Linked DNA regions of Homo sapiens: region 2 is linked to region 1. Evidence: chromatin loops called from intact Hi-C (ENCODE). Cell type or tissue: K562. All regions are shown on one strand. Links, peaks and the distances in the headings refer to the core of each region. The heading gives the core; the rest is flanking DNA. Region 1 has its middle 13 kb from the start of ARMC2. Region 2 overlaps LOC124901368 (a long non-coding RNA gene).

What was found. Hi-C counts contacts between places; a loop is a spot of excess contacts. Peaks named below come from ENCODE experiments on the same cell type or tissue, not always from the same donor. Only the 100,000 strongest peaks of a DNase experiment are listed, where the experiment ranks them.
Region 2: a loop joins it to region 1, with 3 times the contacts of the local background. A loop is called at or near these places in 2 of 110 quality-filtered maps.

What each region holds. Positions count from the first base shown.
Region 1 is chr6:108,827,117-108,843,627 of GRCh38, forward strand. No RefSeq gene overlaps it. Among named protein-coding and RNA genes, the nearest start is that of ARMC2, 13 kb to the right of the region's middle. In K562, for the core only: a CTCF peak has its summit at 8,309 (motif pointing left); a DNase peak (open chromatin) is centred at 8,285; H3K27me3 peaks cover 114 bases.
Region 2 is chr6:108,106,552-108,123,062 of GRCh38, forward strand. It overlaps LOC124901368 (a long non-coding RNA gene), which reads right to left. Exons shown (of 2, transcript XR_007059696.1): 2 at 13,569-14,780. Among named protein-coding and RNA genes, the nearest start is that of OSTM1-AS1, 8.8 kb to the right of the region's middle. RefSeq lists a silencer at 11,092-11,381 and an enhancer at 11,186-11,773. In K562, for the core only: CTCF peaks have their summits at 7,078 (motif pointing right) and 7,538; DNase peaks (open chromatin) are centred at 7,130 and 7,530; H3K27me3 peaks cover 1,306 bases.

The DNA.
Region 1 (16,511 bases), core at 6,290-10,289:
AGTAATTTGTACTAGCAAGTTAGAATATTGATATGGCTTTGATTTGTGTCCCCACCCAAATCCTATGTTGAATTGTAATCCCCAGTGCTGGAGGAGGGGCCTGCTGACTGGACCATGGTGGTGGATTTCCAGTGGTTGGGCATCATGCCCCAGTGCTGTCTCATGATAGAGTTCTCACGAGATCTGGTTGTTTAAAAGTGTGTGGCACCTTCCCCCCATCTCTTCTCTTCCTCTTGCTCCAGCCATGTAAGATGTGCTTGTTGCCCCTTCTGCCATGATTGTAAGTTTCCTGAGGCCTCCCCAGTCATGCTTCCTGTACAGCCCACAGAATTGTGAGCCAATTAAACCTCTTCTCTTTATAAATGACCCAGTCTCAGGTATTTCTTTATAGCAGTGTGAGAACAGACTAATACAGAAACTAACTTATCTACCATATAAGACATATACTCTAATAGTAATATAGACAGTGTGGTATTGGCATAGAGATAGTCATATCAATCAATGAAAAATAATAGAATCCAGAAATAGAGCCTCACAAGTACGGTCTATTGACGTTTCACAAAGGTGCCAAAGAAATTAATGGGGAAAAAAGTATTTTCAAAATGATGGTGGGACAACTGGATATCCACATTTAAGAAATAAACCCTGACCTCAGATAATACACAAAAATTATTTTGAGATGAATTATAGATATAAACATAAAGGCAAAAACTACGAAGTATGTACAAGAAAACACAGGAAAATATCTTTACATCTTTGGAGTTGGCAAAAAATTACTCAGACAGGATAAAGAAAGTGAAAACCACAAAAAAATTAACAAATTAGTCTTCACCAAAATTAAGATATTCTGCCTGTCAAAAGACACGATTAAGAAAACAAATAGACAAACCACAGACTAAAAAATATTCATAAAACATGTATCTGACAAAGATCTTGTATCAGAATATATAAAAGAACTCCTAAAACGCAATAATAAAAAAAGAACAGCCCAATCTTTTAAAAGGGAAAAATGTTTGAACGGACACTTCACAAATGAAAATATACACACATAACTAATAGCATATGACAAGGCAATCAGCCTCATTACTCACCAGGGATATGCAAATGAAAAGAGCAATGAGATGCTACTATATATCCACCAGGGTGGCTAAAATCTAAAAGGCAGATAAAGCATGTTAGCAAGGATGTGGAGTAACTGGGATTTTCATATGTTGATGTATAATGTGGAAGGTATATGTTGGACTATAAAATGGTTCAACCACTTTGGAAAATGGTCTGACAGTGCCTTATGCAGAGCACAGAGTTACACTTTGACTTAGAAATTCCATTCCTAAGTATTTATTGAAAAGAAATGAAAACGTGTCCTCAAAAAGGCTTGTACAGAAATGTTCATAGCAGCTTTTCTTCACAACAACCAAAAGCTGGAAGCAACTCAATATCCATCAACCAGAGGATAGATAAGCAAAATGCAATATTTGCTTATCTAGTCCATTGTATTCTATAACGGAATACAACTCAGCAGTGATAAAGGAGGAACTACTCAACAGCACCGACAAACCTCACAAATATTATGCTAAGTGAAATTAGATTCAAAAAGTACACAGAGAGTTCCATTTTGGTGAAGTTCTAGAACAGGCAAAAATAATCAAGGTGAGAAAATGAAAGCAGTGACTTCCTCTGAATGGGGGACGACACGGAGAAGACATGAAGAGACTTTCTGGGGAAACAGAAATGTACTCTATTGTAATGGGGTGTAGGTTACATGTCAGTATTCATTTGTCAGAATTGTACAGTTAAGATTTGTGCACCCTCTTGGGTAGAAATTTTACCAAAAGGACTAAGTAAAAATTATTTATTTGAGACGGAGTCTTGCTCTGTCGCCCAGGCTAGAGTGCAGTGGTGCGATCTCAGCTCACTGCAACCTCTGCCCCCTAGGTTCAAGTGATTCTCCTGCCTCAGCCTCCCAAGTAGCTGGGATTACAGGCACCCACCACCGCACCTGGCTAATTTTTGTATTTTTAGTAGAGACGGGGTTTCACCATCTTGGCCAGGCTGGTCTCCAACTCCCGACCTCATGATCCACCTGCCTCAGGCTCCCAAAATGCTGGGATTACAGGTGTGAGCCACCGCACCCAGCCTATTTAGTTTTTTGAGATGGAGTCTCACTCAGTCACCCAGACTGGAGTACAGTGGCACAATCTCAGCTTACTGCAACCTCCGCCTCCTGGGTTCAAGCAATTCTCCTGTCTCAGCCTCCTGAGTAGCTGGGACTACAGGCGTGTGCCAACATACCGGCTAATTTTTGTATTTTAAGTAGAGACCAGGTTTTACCATGTTGGTCAGGCTGGTCTTGAACTCCTTACCTCAGGTGATCCACCCGCCTCCACCTCCCAAAGTGCTGGGATTACAGGCATGAGCCACCGTGCCTTGTCTAAGTAAAAATTATAATAACTGGATGTAAATGTGGGAGGGGAAAGGGGAGAGATATAGATCAAACAAGAATGGCAGAATATTGATAATTGTTGAGACTGAGGGTTGGCTAATAGGAGCTTATTCTACCCTTGTCCACTTTGTATGCACTGAAAATTTTTCCTAATAAATTTGTTTTAATAGTGATGTAGGCCGGGCGCAGTGGCTCACGCCTGTAATCTCAGCATTTTGGGAGGCCAAGGCGGGCAGATCACAAGGTCAGGAGATCGAGACCATCCTGGCCAACATGGTGAAACCCTGTCCCTATGCATGCCTGTAGTCCCAGCTACTCAGGAGGCTGAGGCAGGAGAATCACTTGAACCCAGGAGGTGGAGGCTGCAGTGAGCCGAGATCGTGCCACTGCACTCCAGCCTGGGCGACACAGCGAGACTCTCTCTCAAAAAAAAAAAAAATTTATGTATAATTCCTTTTGACTACTATAAGACCCACTGAACATTATCTAGTATTTCTAATTAGCTGGAGGTTTAAAATGAGAAATTAAATGGCTTACACCATGAATGTGTCTCTCTTCTTTGATCATTTTCATTTGTTTCAATGTTCAAAAACAGAATAGAAGTCATTACTGCAATGTGGTCTTGAGCTTTACAACTAACATTTCTTCAGAGAATAGACAAAAGAATTTTGGTTTTACTTGAAAATTCACAAGCAAATTGTGAATTCACTTTAGCAAATTGTATGAGAATATGTTTAGTAAACTCAAAATATTAAACTGTCTAACTTAAAAAAGTTCTACTAAATATAATACTTAAAAGTTTAAGACGGATGGCTGGTTGCAGTGGCTCATGCCTGTAATTCCAGCACTCTGGGAGGCCAAGGTGGGCAGATTGCTTGAGTCTAGGAATTTGAGACCAGTCTGGGCAACATAGCGAAACCCCATCTCTACTAAAAATACAAAAAATTAGCTGGATGTGGGGGCGCATGCCTGCAGTCCCAGCAACTCAGGAGGCTGAGGTGCGAGAATCACCTGAGCCCAGGAGGTCAAGGCTGCAGTGAGCCAAGATTGTGCCACTGCACTCCAGCCTAGGCAACTGGAGTGAGACCCTGTCTTGGAAAAAAAAAAAAAAAAAGTGTTTAAGATGGAAATTTTATGTGTATTTTATCACAGTTTTAAAAAATTATGTAAGTTTAAAAAAATCCAAGTGAAGGATGAAATGATTTTTTTCTTCCACATCCCCAATATTTATTTTTCTTGCTTTTTGAGGTCACACAGTATTCACTATTACAGTTCCTAGAAATAAAATACTTGGAAAAATATTTCATATAATTGTCCTCAAGTTCCCAAGAAGCAAAGATCTGGGATGCCAATATTCCCTTAAATTTTAAAACAAATGTTCCATGAACAGTTGATTCATCTGTAAACTTCTTCATGAGTTTAATTTTAGCGGCTTGCTTTATATCAGCCTTTTTATTTCATAACTTAAACACCCCAATTTTGATAGGGGAACAAGAAGAATAAATAGGATGGGTTACACGTATAAAGAACACTACAGTATAAATTCACTAAAACAGTCTTTAGAGAAAGAGGTAGAATTGTAAAACTGGACTTTCATAAGGTTCTGATTTGGATTTTCTTCAAGTGTATACGCTTTTGTGCTGCAATGTCTCTAGCTGAGCTATTGGGGAGGTTTTGTAATCTGTTTTCCGAGAACATGGTGGTTTTAGAAACAGAACAGATATTCCTCCAGGGCAGCTTTGGGCAAGCAGGCAGCTGGAACAACTTGGCAGTCTTGGCCAGATACCAGGGCTAGAGCGGGAGTTTCTGGGATGAATGAACAGCCCCCACTGTTTTCTATCCTTGAATCACTTGGTTGGAGACGAAAAGTCTTGAGAGAAAGGGTCTGATTGACTGAGCTTAGGTGTGAGCCTGCTTTTGGCTGCTCGGGGTGACAGGAAGTATCTGCCAGAAAGAACCTTCAGGAACCCCTTCAGCCTTCTTGGTGGCAGGTCAGATTGTTTCCATTTACTGAACATAATGGAGGAAAGGAAATTCCACAAAATGAAATCGGCTGCTATTGTAGAGGAAGAATGAATGCTGAGTCCACTTCTGAGAGGGACAGTTGTCCAGAAGGGACTTTCTGAATATGGCCACGCTTTACATCCATTTTATTTTCATGGATACACATCCACAGGCTGCTCAGGTCCAAGGAGATGGCCACGCCTTATGTTCCTATCTATCACAATCATTTTTACAGGGCTGGACACGGAAGTAGATCACGATGCTTTGGGCGGCAAGTAACAGGAAAACTTCAACTTAACTGGCCTAATCATCACAGAAATGTAATCTATGTTCTGGTGAAGGTGGAGGAGTAATTCTGAGATGGAATTCTGAGATGGAACAAACACAGGGTGGTTGATTCAGTGGCCAAGTAATGTTATCAAGGATCCAGATTGATTCCGTCTTTCTGCTCTGCCATTCTAAGCGTGTCAGTCACTGGATGGCTGCAGCAGCTCTGGGCTTCAAATCCTCACACACCACTCTCCAGAGGCAGAACAAGGGAAGTACTGTGTCTTTGTGTCCCTTTTTTTTATTTTTTGAGACAGAGTCTCACTCTGTCGCCCAGGCTGGAGTGCAGTGGCGCAATCTCGGCTCACTGCAAGCTCCACCTTCTGGGTTCACACCATTCTCCTGCCTCAGCCTCCCGAGTAGCTGGGACTACAGGCGCCCGCCACCACGCCCAGCTAATTTTTTGTATTTTTAGTAGAGACGGGGTTTCACCATGTTAGCCAGGATGGTCTTGATCTGACCTCATGATCCGCCTGCCTCGGCCTCCCAAAGTGCTGGGATTACATGTGTACCTTTTGAAGAACTAAGAAACTTTTCCTGGAAATCCCTCAGCAGATGTGTCTTCATGAATCATTGGTCACACTGAGTCACATGCCTCTTCCGTGAGGTAACATCAAGGAAATGGAATGTCCACAACTGGCTTAATCAGAGTAGCTGGGAAGGGGGCAACCTTCCCCAAAGCTCATGGCCACAAAGAGTAAAATAGACAGCTGGACAAAGTTAGGTAAGATTTTGTTAGCAAATAGTGGACATTTGTCACATTCGTGGCTGACTATATTTGAGAAATTTCCCACTTTATGAGTCCTGCCCACCAAAGAGGAAAACAGAATTCATCTTCCCAGTCAGCAGGCATGTGTGGGTACAGGTATGTCACCTGGACTCCTCCAATCAGACACACCTGCATAATGCCTGAATTCAGAACTGAGAAAAGTGTGGAATCAGGTGCCAGGCAGAATCCGTGTTTCGGTGAAGGTGGAGGAGCATTGCAGAAAGACAGTCAAGTTTTCGGAGACAGCTGAGTGGTAGCATCCTGTGCATAGCATCTGCGCTGTAGGCGGCAGCGGATGCAGGCCTCCGCTGGAGCAGCTTGGTAGGATAATTTGGGTATTGTTCCAGGTTATGTAGCCTTCAAGCCTTTATTTTCCAGCCCTCCTGGAAATTCTATGAGCTCCCTATGTTTCTCAAAAAATTCCTTTCTGGCCTAAACTAACTTGAGTGGGTTTTGTCGTTCATTACCAGGAATTCTGCAAGGAAGAAGTAGGCAAAACTGTGTCCACTACAGTAGGGGATCAGTAGATACTGGGCACTGCAGAACACCAGGGTGCCGTACGCTCTGTGGAGCACCGCAGTGTAGCATTCACAGACGATAAAGTATGAAGATGCCGCAGAAGTTATACCCCGACGCCAAAGTCGGCTTCCTTTCTGCCACTGTCTTCCTTGTGATGCCCACTCACCAAGCTTTCCCTGGAAGTCTGCCCAGGCTCTCCCTTGAGACTTGCCACTGAATGGCTTGACCCCTGAGGGTTCCTCCCTACCCCGGCCTAATGGGTAGGTATATAACTTAATACAGTGTGGAAGTAATCATAGACCAGTCCAACCAAGCCAAGCAAAGCATAAATGTAAACGTTTTTAAAAACAAAATGCTACAGAGTGATATAATGGGCTACGGGGTGGGTGGGGGGTGCTGAGGGATCGCGCCTGTAATCCCAGCACTTTCGGAGGCCGAGGCGGGTGGATCACGAGGTCAGGAGATCGAGACCATCCTGGCTAACACGGTGAAACCGTCTCTACTAAAAATACAAAAAATTAGCCGGGCGTGGTGGTGGGCGCCTGTAGTCCCAGCTACTCGGGAGGCTGAGGCAGGAGAATGGCGTGAACCCGGGAGGCGGAACTTGCAGTGAGCCGAGATCGCGCCACTGCACTCCAGCCTGGGCGACTGAGCGAGACTCTGTCTCAAAAAATAAAATAATTAAAAAAAATGATATATTGGGTAGAACGTACACTACTCAGGTGACGTGATGGGTGCGCCAAAATCTCAGACTTCACCACTATACAATTCATCCATGTAACCAAAAACCACTTGTACTCTAAAAACTACTGAAATAAAAAAAAATTTTAAAACATGAAATGCTATGTATGCTTAACTTTGTATCCTCTTACATATAACCAAAAGGTAATGTACCTACCCTGCAATTAATTTAACATTTTTATCAAACAAAAAATATTATGGCAACTATGAATGATACTTTAAATAACAGAAGGAAAAACTGCACTTAAAATTCTGCTTCTCCCCCTGCCTCAACAGAACTATTTGTGCCTCTGAACATTGTGTCATTTGTATATCTCAATGCCTCTACTTTACCCTTATATGCATTAAATGGTTACAGTATATTTTACCTAACCACTACCACCCTCACTAGATGGTTAAGAGGCTTCTGGCTTGCAAATGCTCTTATATTAATTTTGTATTAAACAGGTGTAAAAGATTATTCTTCTTTTGGATAATGCAAATCACTAAATCATATAAATATTTCTAATGGCTTTGCATTGCTATTGGCAATGTAGGTGTGGACGAGTTCCACTACACCATCACCAGCAATGGGTATTTTCTAATATTTAATAGAAGCAAAATGGAAACTTACGCTGTTTTATTCTGTAGATTTTAATGTTATTGATGGTTTCTTGTGATTGTAAAGATGCCCTCATTCAGCATTGTCATAGAATCTTCAAAGACACTGAGTGAGCACCAGGCTCATGGGTTGTAACTGTGATAAAGATGTGAACATTATCAAGAACGTTTCAGAAAGTGCCATGTGGTTTCTTCAGGAGCTGGTTTTAGGCAGAATTAATCCTTTTAGAGGGTTATTATATTGGATTGTCCTAGTTATGTCAAAAGATGGCCTGGGGGAGGGGATTTCTTCATTTGTCTGAGCATTGCTGAACATTTACTTTCAAATTTTCTGCTTAGTGCATAATGAAGAATGTTCACCAAATTTGTGGCAGTAAATGTAAACTGTATTCTTGACATTTGAAAAATCTGACATAGATTAATATTACAGAACTATAGCAGTTCTCTGTGACATCCCTTCCCAAAAATAGAATTGCTATTTTTTAGATAAATTATTCCTCCTTTTCCCTATTATTTTATCTGCCACAAATATAAGCAGTGACTTTAAAACAAATAGCGATTGAAAGAAATTTACATTTTGGCAAACATAACTTAATTTTGAATGCTAGGATAGGCTTTCTCACAGAAAGCCAGGGTCCTGAAAAACAGAATGTTCTTTTCTGAACTGCATTTTGAAAAGGGAAATTAATCGTAATTTTTGCTTTTCCAGGCCGTGCCATCCCCGGGGAGGACAAGAAAAAAGTAACAAAAATAATTTTTGGCTTCAAGCACCCAACAATGGAAATGCTGAAACCCATGTCCTTTAAGTCCTTTTCTTCTCCTAGCAGAGGGCCCTCTGCCTACATGGGGCACCGTGGTGGCCATTTAATGTACTCCTGCTTGGTACCCACCTCTGCTCTGCCCCCTGGTGGCCACAGACACCATTGCTGCTGCCTCAGCACAGTTTGACCTTGTTGCTGCCAAGAGCCACCTCTCCTCTCATCACTGTCCCCACTCTCCTGCCATGCCTCAGGTGGCTGCTGGCAGAAGAGCAGTGGGCTTTGTTTCTTCAGAACATCACAGCAACCACTGTCTTATCAGCTCACACCCTCAGGATCTTACTGCCCCTTTTCCCAAAAATCTCCACTCCGGCAACCCTGGCCCTGCATCATTGAAGGACATTTAAGTGATATAACATATTGTTGCCTCAAAAAAGTTTTTTCCCTCTTCAACAGCTGGGACAACTGGATAACCACATGCAAGAGAATGATGTTTGGCCACTAACCACACCATACATACAAATTAACTCAAAATGAATCAAAGACTTAAATGTAAGAGCTAAAACTTAGAACAAACAGGAGAAAATCTTCACAACCATGGATTTGGCAATGGATTCTTAGATAAGATGCCAAAAGCACAAGCAACACATGGAAAAAAAGAGATACATTAGACTTCATCAAAATTAAAAACTCTTTTGTGCATCTAAGGACACTATCAAGAAAATAAAAAGAAAAACTACAGAATGGGAGAAAACATTTACAAACCATATACGAAAGGATCTAATATCCAGAATATTTAAGAAGTCTATGACTCCCCAACAAAAAGACAACCCAATTTAAAAATGGCCAAAGGACTCGAATTGATATTTTTCCAAGAAGATACGCAAATGACCAACACACACTTGAAAAGATGCCCAGAGCTGGACATGGTGGTATGTTCCTGTGGTCCCAGTTACTCAGGAGCTGAGGCAGGAGGATCACTTGAGCCTAGGAGTTCAAGCCTGGAGTAAACTATGATCTCACCACTACATTCCAGCCTGAGCAACACACGGAGACCTGGTCTCAAAAAAAAAAAAAAAAAAAAAAAGATACTCAATATTAATAGTCACTAGTGAAATGCAAACTGAAACCACCTTGAAATACTTAACACTCACTAGAAGGACTAGGACTATAATTAAAAACACAGACAATAGCAAGTATTAGCTAGAATGGGTAGAAATTGGAATCTTCATACACTGCTGATGGGAATGTAAAATGGTGCAGCAACTGTGGAAGACAGTTTGATGGTTCCTCAGAATTTTAAACAGAATTACTATATGACCCAGTAACTCTTGGATGGAATAAAAACTTTGTCTACACAAAAACCTGTACACAAATAGCAGCACTATTCATAATAGCTAAAAGGTGAAACAATCTGAATGCTCCATCAGCTGATGAATGGATAAACAAAATGTGGTATATCTGTGGAAAAGAGCATTACTCAGCCCTAAAAAGACAAAGGGAGTACTGATACATGCTGTAACATGGATAAGCCTTGAAAACATTATACCTAATAAAAGAAGCCAGACCCGAAAGGCCATGTATTATATGATTCCATTTATACAGAATGTTCAGAATAGGTAAATCCAGGCAGACAGAAAGCAGGTTAATGCTTGCCAGGGGCTGAGGGGAAGGAGAAATTGGAAATGGCTGCTTAATGAGTCCTTTAGGGGTGATGAAAGTGTTTCGGAACTAAATAGGGATAGTGGTTTTACAGCATTGTGAATGTACAAAATGCCACAGAACTGTGTACTTTAAAATGGTTAATTTTATGTTATGTTAATTCCATCTTAATAAAGAGATGAAAAGTTTACAATTTGTTAAAAGGTCTCCTCCAACACTGATGCGTATTCCCCAGAACAGAAACCTTCTGTGTCAGGTCTCCCGAGGCCGGAACATCAGTCCTGGGGCCGTCTATCATTTTCTTTCAGAAATCTCACTGGGGCCTCACGTAAATGGAACTGGGAAGGGGCAGGAAAAAAATGTCCCTTGGGCCACCGAGGTCTTACTATATAATGAAATAAATGATTCCCAAATATGCCAAAACTGGAGAGCTTATGTAACCAAGAAAACCCGTAAGGATGAATGAGCAGAACAGCAAGTCAGTGGTTTGGGGTTGGTTACATTTGTGGTTAAGGAAGGGCAGGGAGAGGGGAGGAGAGGACTGGGGGAGGGGAGAAAGAAAGAAGAAACAGAGAAACAGAAAAAGGAGACAGGAAGGCAGACAGGAAGGCAGGAAGGAACAAGGAAAAGAGAGAGAAAAGGAGGAGCCAAAAGAAGAGAACTCAAGATCCCTTTTCTAACTTTGAGACCCTGACAACTTTGCCTGTGGCATCTGTCCTGCTGTGAAGGATGACTCCAAATTCAGTTTCATTTCCCCACAATGCAAGTGCATCTAAGTCCCAATTCTGTGGTTAAAGCTTGAAAAAAACGCAGAAACCCACATGTTGCATTTTATTACAGCATTAATGCCAGTAGAAGATAATGAGTAATGCTAGCACCTTTTCTCTCTACAACCTGGGCTAGGAGTGTGACCAGCCCCAGAGAGGAGAGGAGCCTTTTACCTCTGTACTTACACAAAGGCTGCCCTCTTTGGTGTTGAGGGTGGGCTGTGTCCTCCCCATGCCAGGGTATCACTCCCTGGCAAGGCTTTCTTGGCTAAACTGATTTCCCCACCCCTCTGCTTCCTTCCTGCACCCCTTGTCTTCACTTTCTTCTCTCAAATATCTCTCGGTACCACATAGATCCACTTATTTCACAGACCCAGAAACTGGGGCCACGAGCTCCCACGATTTCTCCCCCCATCACAAGTGGTTAGGAGCAGCAGCCGTGTGAGCACTGGTGTGAGCGGACGTGTGAGACTTCACCAGACTGCGGGTCCTTAGCCGGGAGCTCCTTCCCAATCGTTCACACCGGGCCTTGCTGCCTTTACATCTGGGAGGCTGGTGACCCCTACAGGTGCCTGCAAAAGGAAGGAGTTTCTTGGTGCCAGAGGAAGAAATGGAGAGACTAGAAGTGAGAGTGCTAGCAGAGGTCTGTCGCTTGGCCAGGCCTGAGTGAGGGAGGTGTGCGAGGGAGGCTGAGGGCGCTCTGTTTGTGACCGGCCCTGTGAGAGTCTGGGCGGACGCGGTGCGGCTGTGCCCAGAGACAAGGGAGGCTTGGATCCAGAGAGCCCACCCCGCCACTCCCACCTCAGAGTGCCCTAGGGGAAGGACAGCAGAGCCACGCCCTCCTCAAGAAAAGGCACTTGCAGCTGCGGTAGTGAGGGGCCCTTGAGAAGGCGGGAATGGGAGGGAGAAGCGGGCTTGTTCCTGTGCACAGGTGAGGTGGCACCGCCACAAGCACTCCCAGAAATGACTGGCAGCCTGGGGAGGCGGAGGCGAGAGGGGTCTGGGGAGGTGACTGGCGGTGGAACTGCATCCCGGCACATAAGCGTTACACTTGAGGACACTCTCACCCTGCATAGCATATACTCAAGTTCACGTTCGTTTGGTCGCTTATTCCACAGAACATCCATATGTTCCAGCTTCCATTCTTGTGTGGAGGGCACCCAAAGGTGTGCAAGAGGGACAAGATCTCTGCTCTCTGGGTGCTCGCCTCCATACAGTTTAGCATCTCCATTCTCTTCTTGGAGTTCCCCACTCCGTGACCCAGATGGACAAGAAGTGTAATACACAGTGGAAAAAAAAAACACACACCAATAACTGAAAAAGAGTTTGGGATAGCTTTGAAAACTTCCTGCAGAGGCATCATTAATCTTTTTTCTTGGTAAGGTTCTTGAAAGCAAGGCCTGTATGTCTGCAAAGGACCTCCTTTACCAAGTGCTTGGCGAACATGAAATGATGCTGTTCCATTTGGGATGGGCTTTCCTCCTTGCAGACATGACCTCAGGGTGGCTCCTGGCGGGAGACCCACAGGGGGCTCTGTCTGAAGCTGCTGTAGGAGACCAGCTGGTACAAGAGGCAATCACAATGTTTTTTAGTGCAAAGCCTGGTTGGGTGCAAGGCTGCAGTGGGAGGTGGCGCATCACGTGGTGGGGAAGTGGTGGGGGTGGGGGGTGGGACCCTGCCGCCTAATTAGAGGGCCGGGGAAGGTAGGATCAGTGGAAGGCATGAGCAGCGGCAGCCAGTGGACAGAGTGCAGCAGGGTCCTAGCAGAGCCAGGGCTCTCCACTCCCGATAGAAAATGAGCTGCTGTGGATACTGCCAGCGAGGCCAAGAACTCCTGCCTTTGAGTTTGAGCTCTCAAAATCAAAATGAAAACAGAAACATTTGTTGCTTTCTATAACCTAATAAGAATGGTGATTGACACACCACCCTTCATTTTAACACTCTCTGGGTGTGAACTTTAAAAAAAAACAAACAAACAAAAAAAAAAACAACCAGAAAGAATAATTTCACCAAATGACTTTCAGCACTGAAATTCACTTTTCCTGGGCAGTTAAGCCAAGCTATTGGTTTTCAAGTTTCAGAGGGAAATTGTTTTATCCACACTGCATTGTGGAATAATCATCCTATTTATTTCCAGAATGATATTTCCTCTGCATTTTAACTTTTCACCTATAAGCCTTACAGAGATGAGATAGTAAGCAAGAGAGTGAAGAGGTTTATTTTAAACTTTTTATTTTGAGATAATTGCAGAGGCACGTGCAGTTGTAAGAAATAATATAGAGAAATTCTAAGAGGTCCTATGTACCATTTGCCCAGTTTCTCCAATGGCAACATCTTGCCAAACTATAGTGCAATATCATAGCCAGGATATTGATCGATAGAATCCATCACCAGATTCACATTTCCCTTGTTTGATACGTGTTGTGTGTGTATAGGGGTGTGTGTGTGTGTTTAGTTCTATGAAATATGAAACGTTTTGTGCTCTGATAAGGAAAAGTGCTTTCCAAGTACACAATGATTATCAGGACATTTTCTTTGTGGTTATTACTTCCGCATTTTTGTTTTTGTTTTTGTTTTTGTTTTGTTTTTGTTTTGAGACAGAGTCTCGCTCTGTAGCCCAGGCTAGAGTGCAGTGGTGCGATCTCGGCTCACTGTAAGCTCTGCCTCCCGGGTTCACGCCATTCTCCTGCCTCAGCCTCCCAAGTAGCTGGGACTACAGGTGCCCGCCACCACACCTGGCTAATTTTTTGTATTTTTAGTAGAGATGGGGTTTCACCGTGTTAGCCAGGATGGTCTCGATCTCCTGACCTCGTGATCCACCCGCCTCGGCCTCCCAAAGTGCTGGGATTACAGGCGTGAGCCACCGCGCCCTGCCTACTTCTACATTCTTGGTAGATAAATTTGTAGACCCTATTTATGTAATATCTTCTATCTAATAACATAAAGACTTGTGTGACTGTTCTCATGTCAATGAAGATGTGTGCTTAACATCTTTAGCTTTTAAAGATCTTGCTATTAGAAGCAAGATACATTCAGCTAGATTTGGAACCTGCTAGGATTCCTTGAATATTTAAATATTTAAACCTGAAGCCGGACTCCACATTTCCTTGAATGATCACAGTTAAATCAAATTTTTCTTTTTCTCTATTTAAATTGTCCTTCTTGTCATATTGCCAAAATAATATATTCTTGGGCTAGTAACTCAATAGCACATAAGTACATCGTTGTTGGTTGTTGTTTTTTTTAACTGAATTTGAGTGCACTAAGGAGAGGAAAAAAAAATAAGTGTCCTGGGGGACCTCCTTTTAGCCCATGGGTCCCCAGACTGCCTAGGGGGTTCCTTCTAAAGGAAACTCACTTCTGTCAACACCCAAGAGAACCAGGAGGCATGTCTCTCCCAGAGTCGCAATCCCTGGGGGTCACTGCCTTCTCTGTGGGGTGGCGCATGCAGGTCTTTCTGTACACAGGTGTTGTTAGCACAGCACAAGGGGCTTGAGGTACCAACTACTGACAGTTCAGGCTTTCTCTCCTCCTATCCCCTCTCTGTGAGTGCCTCATCTGGCCTCTTGGGACCTCTGACCACCCCGACTTTCTCCAGGACAGTAACCAGCCAGGCCACTTCTTGAACTTTATCATCTGGCTCTCCCATCTGAGCCACCTCCAAAATCTCTAACCCTCAGCCCCCTGACAACAACCTCCTCCTGTGGAATCCCAGAGCTCAGCAGTATCTTAAGGGTCATTTGGTTCAACTTCCACATCTCAAAGAAAAGACAGCTGCAGCTATTAAGTGACGTGACCACAGACACACAGCTGAGGGTGTGTGCCTGTATGACCTGGGTAAGCGAAGAAACAAAACCTCAATTTCTACGCATGTAGAATGAGGATAATAGCAGTACTTTAGGGTTGGAAGAGGAACTGATTTAAAGTGAGCAAAGCACTTTAGTGAGAGGCAGCATTTGAATTAATAAGATCTCCTGACTTTCCTTCCTCAAACTGCCTCATCTGCTCTGTTCCCGTCAGTGACCTCAGTCCTCCAGCCTCTCCCTAACCCTGCAGACCATTCCTCCTTCTCCCTTTACTTCCCCATCCAGCCTAGGCCTGTCGCCTGCCCCTTCAGACTTTGTTCTCTGGCCATCCCCAGCCCTGGTCATCCCCATACACACAATTTCTGCTCCTCCTCCTGGGCTATGGGGCATTGCTATATAAAGCCGTAAAGGGTGGGTGCTGACTGGATCCACTATGAATTTGACCAATTGATCTTTCTCTCTCCTGTGGACTACTTCAAGGTGAATTCCTCTTTGCAGTCCTTTCCGATGGGTGCCCAGTGCTGAGTAGACATGCTTGCTGAGTATCCCATGGCAGGGACCATTCAAAACCAAGGCACAGAGGCGGAGAGATACAGCGGGTGATCAGGGAATGGCAGCAGTCTGGTTTGGCTGAACGTGTAGTGTCTATAGGAACATGGCCTCCTAAGTCCAATGTGATGGTTAATACTGAGCGTCAACTTGATTGGATTGAAGGATGCAAAATATTGATCCTGGGTGTGTCTGTGAGGGTGTTGCCAAAGGAGATTAACATTTGAGTCAGTGGGCTGGGAAAGGCAGACCCACCATTAATCTGGGTGGGCACAATCTAATCAGCTGCCAGCGTGGCTAGAATACAAGCAGGCAGAAAAATGTGAAAAGGAGAGACCGGCCTAGGCTCTTAGCCTACATCTTTCTCCTGTGCTGGGTGCTTCCTGCCCTGGAACATCGGACTCCAGGTTCTTCAGTTTTGGAACTCGGATTGGCTCTCCTTGCTCCTCAGCCTGCAGACAGCCTATGGTGGGACCTTGTGATCATGTGAGTTAACACTTAATAAACTCTCCTTTATATATATATATATATATGAATATATATACACATATATATGTATATATACACATATTCATATATATACATATATTCATATATGTATACATATATTCATATATGTACATATATTCATATATGTACATATATTCATATATATGTATATGAATATATGTATATATGTATTCCTGTATATATGTATATATGTATTCATATTCATGTATGTATGAATTCTTATGTATTATATGTATATATATGAATATCTGTACATGCACATGTATATATGTATATGAATATATGAATATATACATATGTATACGCATATATACATATATTCATATATGTATACGCATATATACATATATTCATATATGTATACGCATATATACATATATTCATATATGTATACGCATATATACATATATTCATATATGTATACGCATATATTCATATATGTATATGCATATATACATATATTCATATATGTATATATACATATATATTCTATTAGTTCTGTCCCTCTAGAGAACCATAATACACCCAACAAGCTGGGCTTGAATCCTAGATTCACCACTTTCACCACCTGTATGTCGACCTGGTTAAGGGAAGAAACAAAACCTCAATTTCTATGCTTGTAGAATGAGGATAATAATAGTACTTTAGGGTTGGAAGGGAACTGATTTAAAGTGATCAAAGCACTTAGCACAGAGCCTATGACATCTAACCCCCAAATAAGTCCTAGTTCTTAGAATAACAGAGAACTACAGACTATCATGCATATCACGGAGGATCTGAGACTTGACTTGGTGGTCAGTGGGCAGACATTGAGAGCTCCTGGGCAGAGGGGGTGGGAGGGCATATCCAGAACTGTGGTTTATGACACTCACTTTGGTTGCTGAGTGTAGAGTGAACAACACTCTTGGAGCAGGAAGGGAGTGGAGTGGGGTCAGAGGGGCCAGTTGGAGACGAGATGCAAAAAGTGCCCAAGATGGCCCGGTGATGGTGGGGGTTGGTGGGGGTGGACATGGGGGGGTACACGTCTTGGAGAGCACCATGAGTCTGCGACATGGG
Region 2 (16,511 bases), core at 4,892-8,891, 720 kb before region 1:
AGATGATTTTGAGCACGCCAGGAAGTCTGACATGGACTCCCTTCCCAAGGCCAACCGCCTTCCATTTCTCCTGTTTCGAGCAAAGGGGCTGCAGTGGAACCAGCAGGAACTAAAAGATGTTGTTTTGTTTTAAAAATTATAGTAAGTTAAGAGGCATCAATATCCCCAGAGGCAATATCAACAACTCTACAGGCAGCATTAGGGACTTGTCATTGATGGGAGAAAGGCCAGCAATGTGCTCTAATGGTGGCATCAGGGGCCTTGCACAGCTAGGCTGTGCACACAGACTAGAAGTGCTCAGCATGGGGACTTTGGCAGGCAGCCGTGGGATATGTCACCAGAGTGCATCAGAGGAAAAGGGTCAACACCCCAGGATTGCCACAGGACTAGTTCTAGGAACAACATGCAACTCTCCCTAGGGCTTTCAGAAGCATAGGGCCTGGAGCTCTCATAAAGTAATGCTAACTTTGACTGTTATTGTGATGAACTTCTTACTACCTGTTTGGAAAAGATGAGTTATGTTTTTCTGACCCTAGACTTAGCCTTCTGCTCATTTCCACATTTTGTAGTTCTGCCTTACTTCTTTTCTTCAGAAGAATCCTTTCCCACTCAGAGGAGCTAATATTGGTTCTTGAATGGACATTACTTTCCTATTGCACTGGACCTCTTGCCAGCCCCCAGCTGCGATTCCCTTTCCCTGTTGTGTATGAATGTTGAGGCTGTGGGGATGGTGTCTTTTATTCTGATATGAATATCCTGCAAAGGTCATAGTCAGGCCCCAGTCTTGTGAATACACCTCTCAGCTGAAGAGGGAGGTCATTTGGGGAGTCAGTCATGTGAGTAAGTTGTGAGAGATCAGACAGGGAACCAGAACTCTAGCCAGAATCTAAAGGGGCATACCTTCAAAAGATCTTTCCCTGGGTTCCCTGAATAATGGCATGGGTCTTTAATCATGGAGTATAAGCTGTGTCTGAAAAACTGGATTATTAAATCAAGAAAAAAATTTTTTTTAAAGAAAAAAACCAGAAACTGGATTATCTATGACTGTTTGTTTCACTTTTATTATGCCTTTTGCTATTTAGCCTCCAGCAAAGTCTTTGGTTTTTTGTTGTTTGTTTGTTTTTGGAGATGGAGTCTCACTCTGTCGCCCAGGATGGAGTGCAGTGGCATGATCGCAGCTCACTGCAACCTCTGCCTCCTGGGTTCAAGAGATTCTCCTGACTCAGCCTCCCAAGTAGCTGGGATTACAGGCACCCACCACGACACCTGGCTAATTTTTGTATTTTTAGTAGAGATGGGATTTCACCATGTTGTCCAGGCTAGTCTTGAACTCCTGGCCTCAAGTGACCCACCCACCTCAGCCTCCCAAAGTGCTAGGATTACAGGCGTGAGCCACGGTGCTCAGCCCCATTTGTTTAATATTCTAACTAGAACTCTGCTGTGCTACAGGACACAAAAGGACTGATTTCTTACTTTTGGCCCCTGGAAGTGAAGAATCTGAACTTTATTTATTAATATTAAAAAAATGGTTTTTTGTAGGGACAAGGTCTCCCTGTGTTGCCCAGGCAGATCTCGAACTCCTAGGCTCAAGCGATCCTCACACTTCGGCCTCCCAAAGTGCTGGGACTACAGGCATGAGCCACCGCATCTGGCCTGAACTTTATTTAAATAAGAATGACATTATTTTTCCTATCAGCCCTTTATATTTTGGAAAAAAAAAAGTAAGTTAAGGTTAATTTTCCAGAACTATTTAAATTTTAACATTATTGCTAACTATGATACAATTTGTCCACTGTAAGGGGGAGTTTCAAACATTCAAAAATCATATGTGGGAGATATTGAACAGAGGTAGCTAGAAATCCTGCTAAAGTGAAAATCTCTTGATGTCAGGGCTACTTTCTGACTCATGATACCCTGGCTTCTATTTTGTTTCTGCAAATCTGCCCTGGCCTCTCACTCTCACCCCAACTCCACTCTTGTATCATTAATGTCCTCTAATATCCTTAAACCAACATAGAATTGTCAGATAACTCAAAACCCAACTTTAGGCCAGGTGCAGTGACTCATGCCTATAATCCCAACACTTTGGGAGGCCAAGGTGGGAGGATCACTTGAGCCCAGGAATTCAAAACTAGCTTGAGCAACATAGGGAGAACCCCATCTCTACTAAAAAATAAAAATTTTAAAAGTTAGCCAGGTGTGGTGGCACAAGCCTGTAGTCCCAGCTACTTGAGAGACTGAGGTGGGAGGATTGCTTGAACTGGTAGGTCAAGGCTGCAGTGAGCTGAGATTGTGCCACTGCACTCCAGCATGGGTGACAGAGGGAGACCCTGTCTCAAAATACACACACACACACACACACACACACACTCACACAAAACTTTATCTACCTTAGTGTCTCAGTTTGTTTGTGCTTCTATAAGAAAATGCCTGAGATGGGGTAATTTATAAACAATAGAAATTTATTTTCACATAGTTCTAGAGGCTGGGAAGTCCAAGATCAAGGCACTGGCAGGTTTGGAGGCTGGTGAAGGCATATTCCTCAGAGATGATGCCATCGAGGTATCCTTACATGGCAGAAGGAACAGAAGGGCAAAGAGGGGACAAATGCTGTGTACTCACATGGTGGAAGAGCAGTAGAGAGCAAACCCATTTCCTCAAGCCCCTTTATAAGGGCCCTCATCCCATCCGTGAGGGCTCTGTCCTCATGACATAGTAACCTCCTAAAGGCCCCCACCTCTTAATGCCATCACATTGGCAATTAAGTTTCAACATATGAATTTTGAGGAACACAGTCAGAACACAGTACTTAGCATCCAAGGTACTCATTCGCTCCTAGAGGTTGGAGGCAATCTCTGTCTGATTGCCATCTGTTTGGTCATTCAAAGTGGTTTATGGACACCCTTATTCCTTTCCATTTGTCCTACAGAATGTATGGCTAGAAATTTATGAAAGTGTAGGAGACAGGATATGTCAGAAGGCAAAGACAGATGACATTGGTGTAGGGGGATACGCATTTCACTTAAGTCCAACCCCCTTTTTGGCTCCAATATAGAGGTTTAAAAGCCAAATACTGTTTTCCCAGCCTCTCTAGCAGCTCAGGATGCCACATGAGCCAGTTCTAACCCAAGAGAATTCTGCTAGGGGGACTTCTGATAAAGCACATGTTTTCTTATTAAAAGGGACAGAGGTGGCTGGCACAGCCCTTTTCTGCCTTGAAAGCAGACATGGTGGTTGGAGAGGCAGTGGCCATCTTGAGACCAAGTGGACAAAGCTAAGAAATAACATGTGCCCTGTCATCACCAAGTTGCTAAAGCAAAGCCAGCAACTACTAATTTCTGGCCTTCTTGTGTGAGAAAAATAAAATTCACCTTTAAATGACATTGATGTGTGGAATTCACCTTAAAATACCCTAGCCAAACCAGAAGGGAGGTATGAAACAAGAAAGCAAAATATGGCAGGGTGTGGTGGCTCACGCCTGTAATCCCAGCACTTTGGGAGGCCGAGGCGGGTGGATCAGTTGAGTTCAGGAGTTCGAGACCAGCCTGACCAACATGGTAAAACCTCGTTTCTACTAAAAATACAAAATTAGCTGGGCATGGCAGCGCATGCCTGTAACCCCAGCTACTCAGGAGGCTGAGATAGGAGACTTGCTTGAACCAGGGAGGTGGAGGTTGCAGTGAGTCGAGATCACACCATTGTCCTGCAGCCTGGGCAAGAAGAGCAAAACTCCATCTCAAAAAAAAAAAAAAGGCAAAATATGACGGTTATTAAAGCTTGGAGATGGATTTACAGGGAGTTATTATACTCTATTTTTGTGTATAGTGGAAATTTTTCTTTATAAAAGTTATGAAAAAGAAAGATTTCATGTGCTATATAATGCAGCATATTAAGTTTTGATACTTTGCATTGAATACTAATTTGTGTTCATTTTTCTTTTTATCTCAATATAACATGAGTGGATTTTCAGAGTTTGTTACCAAAGGGATGATGGAGTCCCAACAAACCATTCAAAGTACTAAGCTTTTCCTCATACACTCTGAGAATACCCAAAAAATTTCTCCTAAAGAGCAAGCTTGTATCTGTAGTGAATAAAGCAAAGAAAAATGAGACCGTCATCGGGTGACAGAGAGAGTGGGGTACACAATTCAGTTGATTAAGTGTATATTCAGAGCTGAATCATGCACTTTGGCTGTCTCAAAACAAAAAGTGCTTTGGGGCTGGGTGTGGTGGCTCATGCCTGTAATCCCAGCATTTTGGGAGGCTGAGGCAAGAGGATTGCTTGAGCCCAGGAGTTCAAGACCAGCCTGGGCAACATAATGAAACCCTGTCTCTGCAAAAATTAGTTGGGCTTGGTGACACACACCTGAAGTCCCAGCTACTTGGGAGGCTGAAGTGGGAGGATCTCTTGAGCCTGAGAGGCAGGGGTTGCAGTGAGCTGAGCAGAGATTGAGCCACTGCACTCCAGCCTGGGTGACAGACTGGGACTGTATCCAAAAAAAGAAAAAGAAAAAGAAAAAGAAAAATGCTTTGATAATTGTACACTCTTCTCTCTGCTTTGTACTGTTTAGACTCAGTCCAAAATGGAAAAAAGAAATCAGGAAATCACCTTTTAAATTAGCCGGAACCACCATGGGTGTTTTCAGGACAGTGGTTAAAATACTAGGATGAGCTGATGTGTCACGATGCTCTGATGAACAGGAAAGACTGAAAAGGATGCCAGCTAATGAGGGTTCAGGAAAGCCTTAAAGATAAGACAGAGTGGGCTGGGGAGAGTGCCCTGGGCCAAAGTCGGGTCGCCATAGCTCTGCCTCTGGCTCTGATTCATTTGCCAGTGTTCTCTTTGTTGACCTGGTATTTCTCATCTCAAGCCTAAGTCATGTACTCTGCATGTCTTGCCCTCTTTCCAGCCCCACTCATGTTTTGCACTTACATGAGAGAGACACAAGCACAGCATACAGTTGTCCTTCCTATAATACTCAGACACAACCTCCAACAGCATCCTTGAATCACACCCATCAGCAAGGGCTGTTCTCAGTTGCCAAGGAGTGGCTGTGGTTCACACCAGAGATTACAGAAAAACCAGCCCAAAACCTCCCTGCTTCTAGCCTAGGTTATAAACTCAAACTCTGAATCTTAGAAAATAGTCAACAAGGCCGGGCACGGTGGCCCACACCTGTAATCCCAGCACTTTGGGAGGCTGACGCAGGTGGAACACTTGAGGCCAGGAGTTTGAGACCAGCCTGGTTAACATGGTGAAACCCCATCTCTACTTAAAAATACTAAAATTAGCAGGGTGTGGTGGTGCATGCCTGTAGTTCCAGCTACTCTGGAGGCTGAGGCAGGAGAATCGTTTGAACCCGGGAGGCAGAGGTTGCAGTGAGCCGAGATCGTGCCACTGCCCCCCAGCCTGGGCAACAGAGTGACACTCTGTCTCAAAAATAAATAAATAAAAAGAAAATGGTCAACAATTCAACAAACATTTGCTGAGAACTGATGCAGGGCAAGGGCAAAGTCCTAGATTCAGTGCCATGGCCTATACTAGCTGCAGGTACTTACAAACTAGTAGAAAAAATAAAAGATGTATACAATTAACTGCCTTATGAGGTAGTTATGATATAAGAAGAAAATTGAAGGAAAAGTTAGTTATGATATGAGGAGAGTTTAAAGGTGGAAGAAATGACAAGGAAGTCGTTTTTGGAAGAGTGGCATTTGAGCTTTACCTTAAAGATGGGTAAGCCTCCAATAAATGAATGGATTAGGGTGGTTTCCAAGAAAAGAAAATGCTTGTGGCTTGACATGGATGCAGAAGAAATAGGAGGTTTGAAAGAAGTCCCTGTGGAATATCAGTACACATAGGAGAGTATGGGAGAGAAGGTAGAAAGATGAGGGAGCAAACACGGAGGCACATAGTGATTGTGGATTCAAGAGAGGCTTTAGAAGGAGCTCAGCCACACTAATGCCACCTTTGCTCTTCCTTGATTAACCCAAAGTGCTCACTCCAGGTAGACAGTGATACGCTCACCAGTGAGATCTTATCTCTGATGTCACTTTTTCTTTCCTTTTTTCTTTTTAACTGCTTGGCTCTGGACATCAGCAGAGGCTTCAGGACAGTGGTTCTTCCTTGTTTTTGTTTTGTTTTGTTTTTTTGAGATGGAGTGTCACTCTGTCACCCAGGTTGGAATGCCGTGGTGCATCTCAGCTCACTGCAGCCTCCACTTCCTGGGTTCAAGAGATTCTCCCGCCTCAGCCTCCCAAGTAGCTGGGACTACAGGTGCTTGCCACCACGCCCAGCTAATTTAGCTAACTTTTTTTTTCTTTTTTGTATTTTTAGCAGAGACAGGGTTTCACCATGTTGGCCAGGTTGGTCTCAAACTCTTGACCTCAGGTGACCCACCCGCCTTGGCTTCCCAGAGTGTTGGGATTACAGGTATAAGCCACTGCACCCAGCCCTTCCTTCACTGTTTTGCTCTAGTGTCTGAAATTCCTCTATCCCTTGGGCTCCAACCTGTGCCCCAGATGTTCCCTGCTAAAATTGAATAACAGATAAATACCAGAGAGGATTGGGGCTTGTATTCTAGCCATTATAGATTGGAGTTTTGTCTTAGTTGCCATCACCTGTAGAAGACTGAGAGGTCAAGATGGGAGGTAGAGGTTTGTTTGGAAAAAAGAGAAGAAAGATTCTGGATGCTCTCTAGGGCAGGCAGACAGTAGTTGCAATGTCCAACAGAAACCTCGATCTGCCCTCTGTAATCACAGAACTTCCAGACTTACACTGGAGAGAAATTGAAAATTAGGTGTCCTTGCCTGACCCCTGACACTGGCCAGGCCACAAGGATTAAGGAAACAAGCTTGATCAAGGCATAAAAGGTCAGTCTCTCTGAGCCTCATTCCTCCCAGCTTTCTCCACCTGAATTCCATCTGCTATATAGCCTCTCCTGTTCTCTGTCTTCCAATTTTCCTTTTCGTTATTTATCCTTTCCTTCCCCTCTACTCCCTCTTTCTTCCCCACTCTTTCTTGTACAGAAGTTTAAGCATGCGATTCCCTCAAACCTTATATTCTTAAACTTTCGTTTTCTTCCACCAGGGGTCGGCTTTGTTTCTTTTTTCCGAGACTGATGCGGCTCCCCTACTGCCAGAGATCTTAGTCCAGAAACAGCCTTTTTTGGGAGGTGTGGGAGATGCCGTGGTCAGCCCAAGGGCGAGATGCGCCTCGGGGTCGGAGTCGCCCGAGTGGAGACTGGACACTCCATGGGGGAGGCTGGAACCCCCTGTGCCACAGATAAATGCTCGTTCTCCACCACATGTGAGGCATTTGAATAGGAGCAAGTCTCCCGGGTTGGGAATACTAGGAAGTGCTGGGGGACAGGCAAGGTCACGGCATCCAGGCTGCAATGCAAATGCCTAGGTAGTGCGCACGGCAGCGGTAATCCAGAATCCTGCCCAAAGAGGGTCCCGCAATCACCGCCCACTTCCAGGCGGGCTTGGGGAGCCGAGGGACTTCGCCTGCTTGGGTCAGAGCCCAGGAGGTGGCGTGGTGGTGGTGGTGGACGGGCCTGAGCGTCTCAGCCCTGACGGTCTAGGCCAGGTTTGTCCGCGGGGCCAAGACTCAAAGGCCGAGGTCTGTGCCTCCAGCTGTCCCACCAGCCAGCCAGTGTACTAGGCGCAAACAACCAAAGCCCACTCGCCTGCGAAGCCAGGATGGGACATTCATCTCCAAAAGCCTTTTCTTCCTCTTCTTCTGTTTCTTCCCATTTATGTCCCTCTGGCTGCAAACCAAGAGAGGCGCCCAAATATGAAAGTCAAGTCGAATTGAAAGCGTATGGCTTGTGCGCTCCCAACGCCCTCCCCTGTTTTTAAAATTGTGTTTCAAAACAACATGGTGACTTTTGGACAAGATTTTTCTATTTCGCCCACACCACAATAGAGATGCAATGAATGCTGCTGGTGAAATGTTTGGCTGTGTCAAATTCAGTCCCGCAGGCTGGCTTGGGCCAGCACTGGGGCTCCGCTTTGTGTTATGTTCACGGAGAAGATATTAATTAAAAGAAATACATGATTAAAAAGTAATGAGTTGAATAAAAATTATCTCAGCTCATTTTCTGATTATGTTAATTGTTAAAAACCCTTCAATCACGCCGTTGCAGTCAATGGGCTTTAATGTGAAATTAGTGGGCTCTTGATAACTTACAGTCCAGAATAATCCTGGCGGTTTAGTCATCATTCCTAATAACAAGGATGTTGCTAAGAACAGAAATTTTACATGATTTTCATACATTCAGCCCTTCCCCCCACGTGTCATTAAAAAAAAAAAAAAGGCTTAGCCTGCCTGCGATTTCCAACTTCTCTTTCCACGGATCGACCGCGGCCTTGGCAAGGACTTGAGTCTGCGTTCCAGCCCCTTCCGCTCCCAGCGCGCACGCAGCCTCTCGCCTTTGCGTCGGCGGGTTGCTGGTTGCCGGTACCCGCTCAGCAGCTAGGAGCCTTGGGGAACCCTAGCTCTTAGCTTCCCCGTCTGGCGAGGCCAGAGGGCCAAGTTGCTCACTGGGCTGTGCTGAGGGATAAGGGGAGAAAAGAACGGAAATCGCAGCTACGAGGGCTAGAGGGACGGCGCGGCTGCTTGAGGACGGGTCGCCTAGCGGTGGGCGAGTAGGGCTGTGCGTAAAAGGATCTAGACAGACAGTCGTGCGCCCGCAGGGTTGCAGGACAGGGGCAGGCCGAGTTGTGGCGCGTGTGTGTTTGTGTGTGCTCGCCTCCGGGTTGCGCGCTTTCAGGGCTTTGGATGCCGGGGATTTTGAGGACCCATTCAAAGCTCCGAGGGGGCGGAGGCTCAAGCAAGCCAGGGAAAAGGTCCCCTAAGCCTCAGAGCCTGGGCTGCGCCCCAGACAAAGTGCCTAATGCAGAGTAGGCTCTTAATAGGTTTGCATTGGATCTAAACGAAAGCTAGTGAAATTCGTACATGATTCTAATGAGAGATGACGGCCAGGTGTTCTCAGCAGCCCCTGGCCCTCACGGGGCGACCTGAAAGTTCCCACTCTACCCGAGACGAAACTCAGAGCCGAGGTGGGGGCGAAGGCCGGGTAATGCACTGATCGAGGGTGAGGAGGGATGTTTCATAGCCTTTTCCGACATACCTCACGACAAAACACCTTTCACTCTCTATGAGCAAAGGAAAGAAGAAATGTCCCACACCCTCTATTTTGACTTCTTGGGAAACACAATGCCTCTCAAATTGGGCCTGCGAGAAAGGTGTGACCCGGGAGGGTTGTGGGGTCCCGGGACCTTGGCCGGGTGTCGGTGACGGGACTGCCTGAGGCCAGAAGATAGGTTCTAGGTCTCAGTCCACCTGGTGCTGGACGTCGAGGAACCCAAAACTGTCCACTGGAGGCGCCCTGACGCTTTGGTCAACGAGGGCTGCTTCTGCACACTCGAAGGGACTCAAGCACCATTTTTCACCCAAGAGAACTATGTGAGGGAAATTGCATTTCCCAAGGTCGGTCTGAAATTACACATACACACACGAAAGCCTATAGATACTGGTATGCAGAAAGGGGTGGGGTGGAAGGGGTGTGTGTGTGTGTGTGTGTGTGTGTGTGTGTGTGTGTGAGAGAGAGAGAGAGAGAGAGAGAGAAAGAGACAGAGAAAGAGAGAGAGAGTTATTCCCAGAACATGAGGCTCTGTGTCTCAAAGTGCCTTTTTCGAGGCTTCCACCTTTAAGACTACCTGGATGGGGTGGGGGCCTGGTGTTTTAAAAATTGTCTTTCTATTTCTCTGGCCCCTTTACAAGAGCAAATTTCTTTTAAACACTTTTAAATATCTTTATTTTCCACCTTTTCAAGCCCCAACAGTAAGGAGTCTTCCCTTGGGATTGGGGGGCAATGGAGTCAGGGGCTGGCTGGGAGGAGTCCCAAGGCTAATTCTTCTTGTTCGCCTATTTGCATCCGCTGTTAGGCTGAGGATCATTTTAATAAATAACAATGAACAGGAATGGCATCTAGAGGGCTTGTCGGCAACATTTAAAAGCCAATAGAGTTTATAATTCTACTCTATCATTTCTTATTGATTAGAGTAATCAAGATAAAAAGCTAGCCGGGCTCGGAGAACTTCAGCAGCATATCATTAAAGATAAGAGTCAGTTAATTCTGGAGCTGGGGTAATGTGGCTGAAATGAAGAGTTCATTTGCATGAGATGCTGAGCCCAGTAACAAGGGGACAAAAATCACTAATTAGGATTGCAGAGTGTCGGCCTCTCGGCAAGCACCGTTTCCAGACTGCGGACCAAGCGGAGATTCGCATTAATGTAAATCTGGGGAGCACTAAAAGCTCTCACTGGCTTTGTAGAAGGCGACAATCACTCCCGCCCTCTACGACGTCCTCCCTGGCCCGGGCAGCCCAACTGGGGCGGGGACGGGGGTTACTCGGGTCGGATCCCCTTTTCTTCCCTATCTATCCTACCTCCACTCCCGCGGCCACGCGAAGGCGTCTCACCCACCCCCTTAGGGGCACGTGGGCGAGTGTCTGGTGGCCGGGTGAGTGGAACCCGCCGCCCAGTCCTTGCAGCGGGCTCTGGTCTAGTGGGTGAGGATCCCTGGGGAGGTCCCAACTCCGGTGCAGCGTCCGCGGGGTGAAGGGCGCGAGTGCATTCAGGCCCCAAGGGAAACTCGGGGACATCTGCACAGACAAGAATCCCCAAGGAGGCCCAGGTCCCACGGCCAAAGTCCTCGACCCCCACCAGGCTGTCTCCCTCTAGTCCTCCCCACTCCTGACCTGCCATTCGGGACGGAGCCAGTCCGCGGGCACCCAAGGGCGCAAGCTGGTACAAAAAGCACGCGCAGGGGTGTGCCTGGGTGCGCAGGAGTATGTGTGTGTGTGTGTGTGTTTGTGTATGCGTGTGCAGGTGAGTCCAGCTGTCGTGTAAATGTGACTCTACATAAGCTTGTTGCTGTGTAAATGTGTTTTTTCTTGGTATAGGCACAAACGTGTGAACGTTGGTCTAAATGGTATGTAGTGTGTGTAATAGTACACATGTGATGTGTGAGCGGTGTGTGATGTGCGTGTGGTGCGAAGAGGGGAGGTGACAGGCCAGAGAGGTTTCCCCAAAGGGAGAGGCACGGAGGGCTTCCGGAGTGAGGGTGCCTGGGGGTGAGGCGGGAGCTGGGCACTGCCCCACCCAGCCCGGTGCCTCGAGAGGCTGAGGCGCGAGGCGGGAGCCCGGCCGCGCGGGGCAGCGGCGTCTCCTGGGCCGGGTGAGGTCGGACAAGGGGAAGAAGGAACCGCCTCCGCGCCTCCCGCGGCCCTGCCCCACCGCCCCGAGGCCGGCCGGTGGAGGCTCTCTCCACCCATCCCCTGGAAAATGAAAGTACCCCAGAAGCACAAGTTGGCCTGCAGAGCGCGAGAGCGCGGAAAGGCCGCTGACAGCAAGGACCGCGCGTGCACCTTGCGGCCCCGGACCCTTCTCAGCCCGAGGAGTTTGGGCTTCAGGCCCTCCCAGACACGGTGCAAGGAGAGGCTCGGGCTGCCGCCCCCGAGTCCATGAGCGCCGGAGCAGTTCCCGCCCTCGAAGTTCCTCTCCGGGAGAGAGGGAGAGAGCGAGGGAGAGAATGAGACAGGGAGGGAGGGAGAGAGGGGCGCGCGGCTTCTGAGGCGACCCCTCCCGGAGATGCTGCGGCCGCGCCGGGAATCCGCCCAGCGACCTGCTCTGCCCGGCCTTCTTAGAAATAACTTTGGCCCTCACTTGGCTGTAGCAGAAAGGAATCGAGGCCCCCGTCCATAATCGCAGGTGTCGGCGTGGAAAGGAGCCACGCGTGCACACTCATGGGTCTCACCGCGCGGGCTTCCGCGGCCCGGCAAGCCGCTGCGCCTGCCTCGCCGGCGGCCCACGGAGCCCGTCCGCGCTTGCCCTGCACACCTGCGCCCGCGCGAGGACCCAGCCGCCGAGGCCGTGCGCCCGCCGGGCTGCGGGGGCCGTGGGCAGGGGGCGCAGGGGGCGCAGGGGGCGGCCGGCGCGGCGGCTGAACCCGGGCTGACGAGGCCCAGCCGCCTGCGGGGCCCGGAGCGGGAGGTACCGGCTAGGGGCGCGTTTCTTTCGCATCCACACCCCGCCCCCACCCCTCTCTCCAGGGATTTTTTTTTTTTTTTTTTTTGTATCCAGGCACAGCTGGGGGCTCCCTCACCACCCACCCCTGGCCTCCCCATACAGAATAAAGTCAGTCTGTATTTAATGGTTATGGCGGATGTGAGGGGGATTTGGCAGAGGCAGAAGAGAGGCCTTTCGCTCTCAAATATCGTCCCTTACGTCGTGTGAGTCTACCAACCCACCACGACCTCATATTCTTGTGCGGGTGTCTGACTCGAATGACAAGCGAGCTGATTTTTTCAGTACATAGCTGGGAAATGTAGTGAGTGATAATAGAGATTTCTCTTTCATTTTTTACGCTTGACTTGGTTATTGTTGCTTTTCTTTTCCCGTGATTCCTTCTGAGGATTAGCTCTGACTTCCCCACTATTGGCGGTCAAAGTGGCCCCGACTCGGGATGACAATTGACGGGGATCAAGGGATTGCCCATTCTGTGCCTGTAAGAACCGATTCGTGCCAGAGAAACTCATCAAGTGGAGGCGGAGAATAAAGACCGTTCGGGGGTAAATGTATTCATTGAGAAGGGTTCTCCCAAATTGCTTCTAAGTTTTTTTAATGAAAAGTAACGATTGCGGCAATCAGCGGCTTTTTGGCGGATTACAAATCTGGAGGGAGCTGCGGCGCTGCATTGAAAAGTGCCCCCGCCTTCGCACCGGGCAGCCGGTTCACAGGAGCAGCGCGAGGGGCGGGGGTCCGATAGCGGGACAAAGGCGGGGAGGGGGCGAGCGGAGGAGGGCGGCTCGGGGCGCCCGGGCGCGCATCGGGCAGGAGACGCGGAGGTGCCCACCCCAGCGCAGGCGTGGCAGGGCGCCCCCCACCGAGGAAGGCGTGGGGCAGGGTGCAGGAAGGGGACCGAGGGAGGTCTACCGCAGCACCACCAGCACTGGGGAGATTCCGGGCATCTGGAGCGAGGAAGGTGTGCTATAGGGGTTGAGTCCATCACCGTGGAAGTCCGGGGAATGGGAGGTGCGACTCGGTCCCCCACCTCTACCCCGGGCACGGTGGTGTCTTCTTTTAAAGACGTCTCACTTCGCAATTGGAATCGAAGCGTGGGCCGGTGTCGGGTCTTCCTGGTGTTACAGGCAGGAGGAGGGAAAACTGAGTCCTTCCTGGGATGGGGCAGGACCCTCACACGCAAGACCCCACTGAGCTGGACTGGCGCGGGGGCGGATCCCTTCTCCCAAATGCTTCTGAATGGCGCGCGACCTGGTCCCCTCTGCCACACGGACCCTGCGCGCACGCCCTGGCCCTGGCGGCCTCTGGGGACACGTTCTCCAGGCCCGCACGGCGCCCCGGCCTAGGCCGCAACGCCCCCCGCCCAGAGGAGTTGCCTCAGAAGATGGGCAGGGGACACACTAGAGGGCAGGGAAAAATCGCTGTTCCCACAGAGGCCGAAATCAGCAGCAGCAGCCTCAGGCAGCGGCATTCAGCCTGACTTTTTATACGTTTATTTTTAAAAGTGTATCTTAGCAGGGGGGTGGGAGGTATGTTTCTTTGCTGGGACTTCTTTAAGGCTCTCTGAAGTAAATAGGGGTGGGGGGGGGCGCAGAGAGACAAGGGTGGAGAAGAGGAGAAGAAAAAGAAAGACTCTCCCTCTCCTTCCCCCCTCCTCAAGTTTAAGAATAAATCCAGCAGGCAAGTCCGCAGCCCTGAAGGTTTAACTTTTTTTCTTTGCAGCTTGTCAATGCGACCATTGCTTTGATGGGAGGCTCCTCAAGGTGACACATTTCTGAACTTCACCCTCTTTTCAAACTAACTCCCTACCTCCTTGTTAGTGGCCAGCTCTGAACTTCTGCAGAGTGTTTTTGTGTGAGTCAAGGCTCATTCACGGGCGCCTTTGTGGGCCTCTCCTCCTTTCAGGCCTCAGCGTGTTACACCAATTAAAGGGCGACGTGCTGTAAATGTAATGGGCCGCGCAGCGATTGTTTCTGACAAGCAACAAAACACATAGATCCACCCCTTAGATTAGGCCGTTGAAGGGGAGGTTGAGGCCGGTCAGTTTACTGAATAGTTTGTGAACTGTAATTCTGAGGGCTCATGTGAAAAAAAAAAAAAAAGTCTCTTCCCACCTCCCTCGCCTTGCTCCTCCTTCCCAAAAGCTAAAAAAAAAAAAAAAAAAAAGAAAAAGAAAAAAACAAGTGACATCCATGGGGCAGAATGGGGTCACTAGAGAAAAAAACCTATGTGAGGGGCTTGGTCTGTTACTTGGACAGTCCTGAGAGCCCCTTCAGCTCTTTGCCCTCCCCGCTTACTCTTTGAAAACGTCCAGCCTGGCCCTCAGTTTTACTGGCCACAGCAGCCTTCTCCTCTGATGGCAGGCCTGACCCCCCCGCAAGAGGACTTGAGATCAGGGCAGGAATGAGAGAAAGTCGGGTTGTCTTGGAGAATTCTGCTGGGGTTTGACCTGGTCCTGGTGGGACACTGATGAGTCACAGGCTGTGGATACCCCCACCCATTCCTCCCCTGGAAGGAACTTCACCTTCTGTCTCTCCCTCCAGCCCCCAGTTCTTTCCGCAGCCCCGGGTGCTGCAGAGGCCTGGGCTGTCTCTAGCCTCCTGAGATTTCCTCCTCTTTTCCAGCACCTGGCATCCATCCTGGTTCCTGCAACTCTGTCATCACCTGACTGTTAAGGAGCACGATTCACCTGGAAAGGAAAGGGTTAGAGATAATCTGCTCCATCATCCTCACAAATCCTGGGGCCCAGAGAAGTGACTGGACCAAGATCACCAAGCCAGGCACTGAGCTGCAACTGGAATTCAGCTCTCTCACCTGCCAGGCCATCCCATCCCACATATCACCACCTTCCCACACCTCACTGTCTGACCCCTGAACTTGCCCAAAGGACCTCAACCCCGCCCCCGCCCCAACTCAAGGATGGCTGACCTTTCAGCCCCCATCATCTTTGTCCTCAGGCGATTCTAGCTTCTGAGGCTTCACGCAGGTGTTCCTCCCCCAACTCCCCCAGCTCCTTTCCTTCCAGCTTCTGCCCATCTCTAGCCTTCTCAGCCCAGCTCCGTTCAACAAATAGTTATTGACTGTCAGTTACGTACAGCGGGTGTTTTGCCTTTTCTATGAAACTTCCCCAGCTACTCTTCCTCAGTATGCTCCTCCCCACTCAGACTCCTCTACCTCGCTTGTCCATCACTTTCTGTTTGGAAACCTATGCATTATTCAAGCCCCTGCTCACATAACACTTCTGTAAAGCCATGCCAGGGTGGAAAGACCCCGAGGGAGGAAAGTGAGCCTGATGGAGGAACTGAACGAAGTCCCGTGTGGCTGGAGCAGAATGAGGCTCGGGAGAGGCGCAAAGGTCAGGTCTCAAACAGCCTTGTGGGCCACACAGGGATTTTGAATTTCACCCTGGAAGCAATGGGAAGCTATTGAACAGGTTTGAGCAGTGAGGTCCCCCTTGTCTTGACTGAACTTTTGGAGAATAGAAACTACATGCTTTTCATCTTTGTGTTCCTCTACTCCTACCAATGTCTGGCACGCGATGCCCAAGAAACATTTGCTGAACCAATGAACCCATAACTCATTAAGCACATACTACCCAGCCCTTCCTTAGCTCTTCATGGTGGCTAACCAGGTTGTAAGTAACCAAGATGGCAGAAACCAAGTTATGGTGTCTCTGAATTCTCAACAGTACCTGATTGATACTGAATTCATGCTAGGAATACAGTACAGTCATCCTTTGGTATCCATGGGGGATTGATTCCAGGACACCACCTCATACCAAAATTTGAGGATGGGCCGGGTGCAGTGGCTCATGACTATAATCCCAGCACTTTGGGAGGCCAAGGCAGGCAGATCACTTGAGGTCAGGAGTTCGAGACCAGCCTGGCTGACATGGTGAAACCCCATCTCTGCTAAAAATACAAAAATTAGCCAGGCATGGTGGTGTGCGCCTATAGTTCCAGCTGCTCGGGAGGCTGAGGCAGGAGAATCGCTTGAATCCAGGAGACAGAGGTTGCAGTGAACTGTGATTGCACCACTGCACTCCAGTCTGGGAGACAGGGCGAGACTTCATCTGAAAAAAATAATAATAATAAGTTGAAGATGCTCAAGTCCCTGATATAAAATGGCATAGTATTTGCATATAACCTATGTACATCTTCCTGTATACTTTAAATCATCTCTAGATTTAATACCTAATGCAATGCCTGCACATCAGTTCCAAGGAATTCAATGTAGTACTTAGTGCCATAGATTCAAGCGTGTTTGCTTTTTTAAAACCTTGTGGAAAAAGTTTCCAAATATTCTGGATCTGCAATTGGTAGAATATACAGAGGCAGAACCCACAAATACGGAGGACTGACTGTCCTCTCCTGTCCATTGATTAAAGGTGTGCAAGGGGAAGAATTCAAAGTCAGGAGGC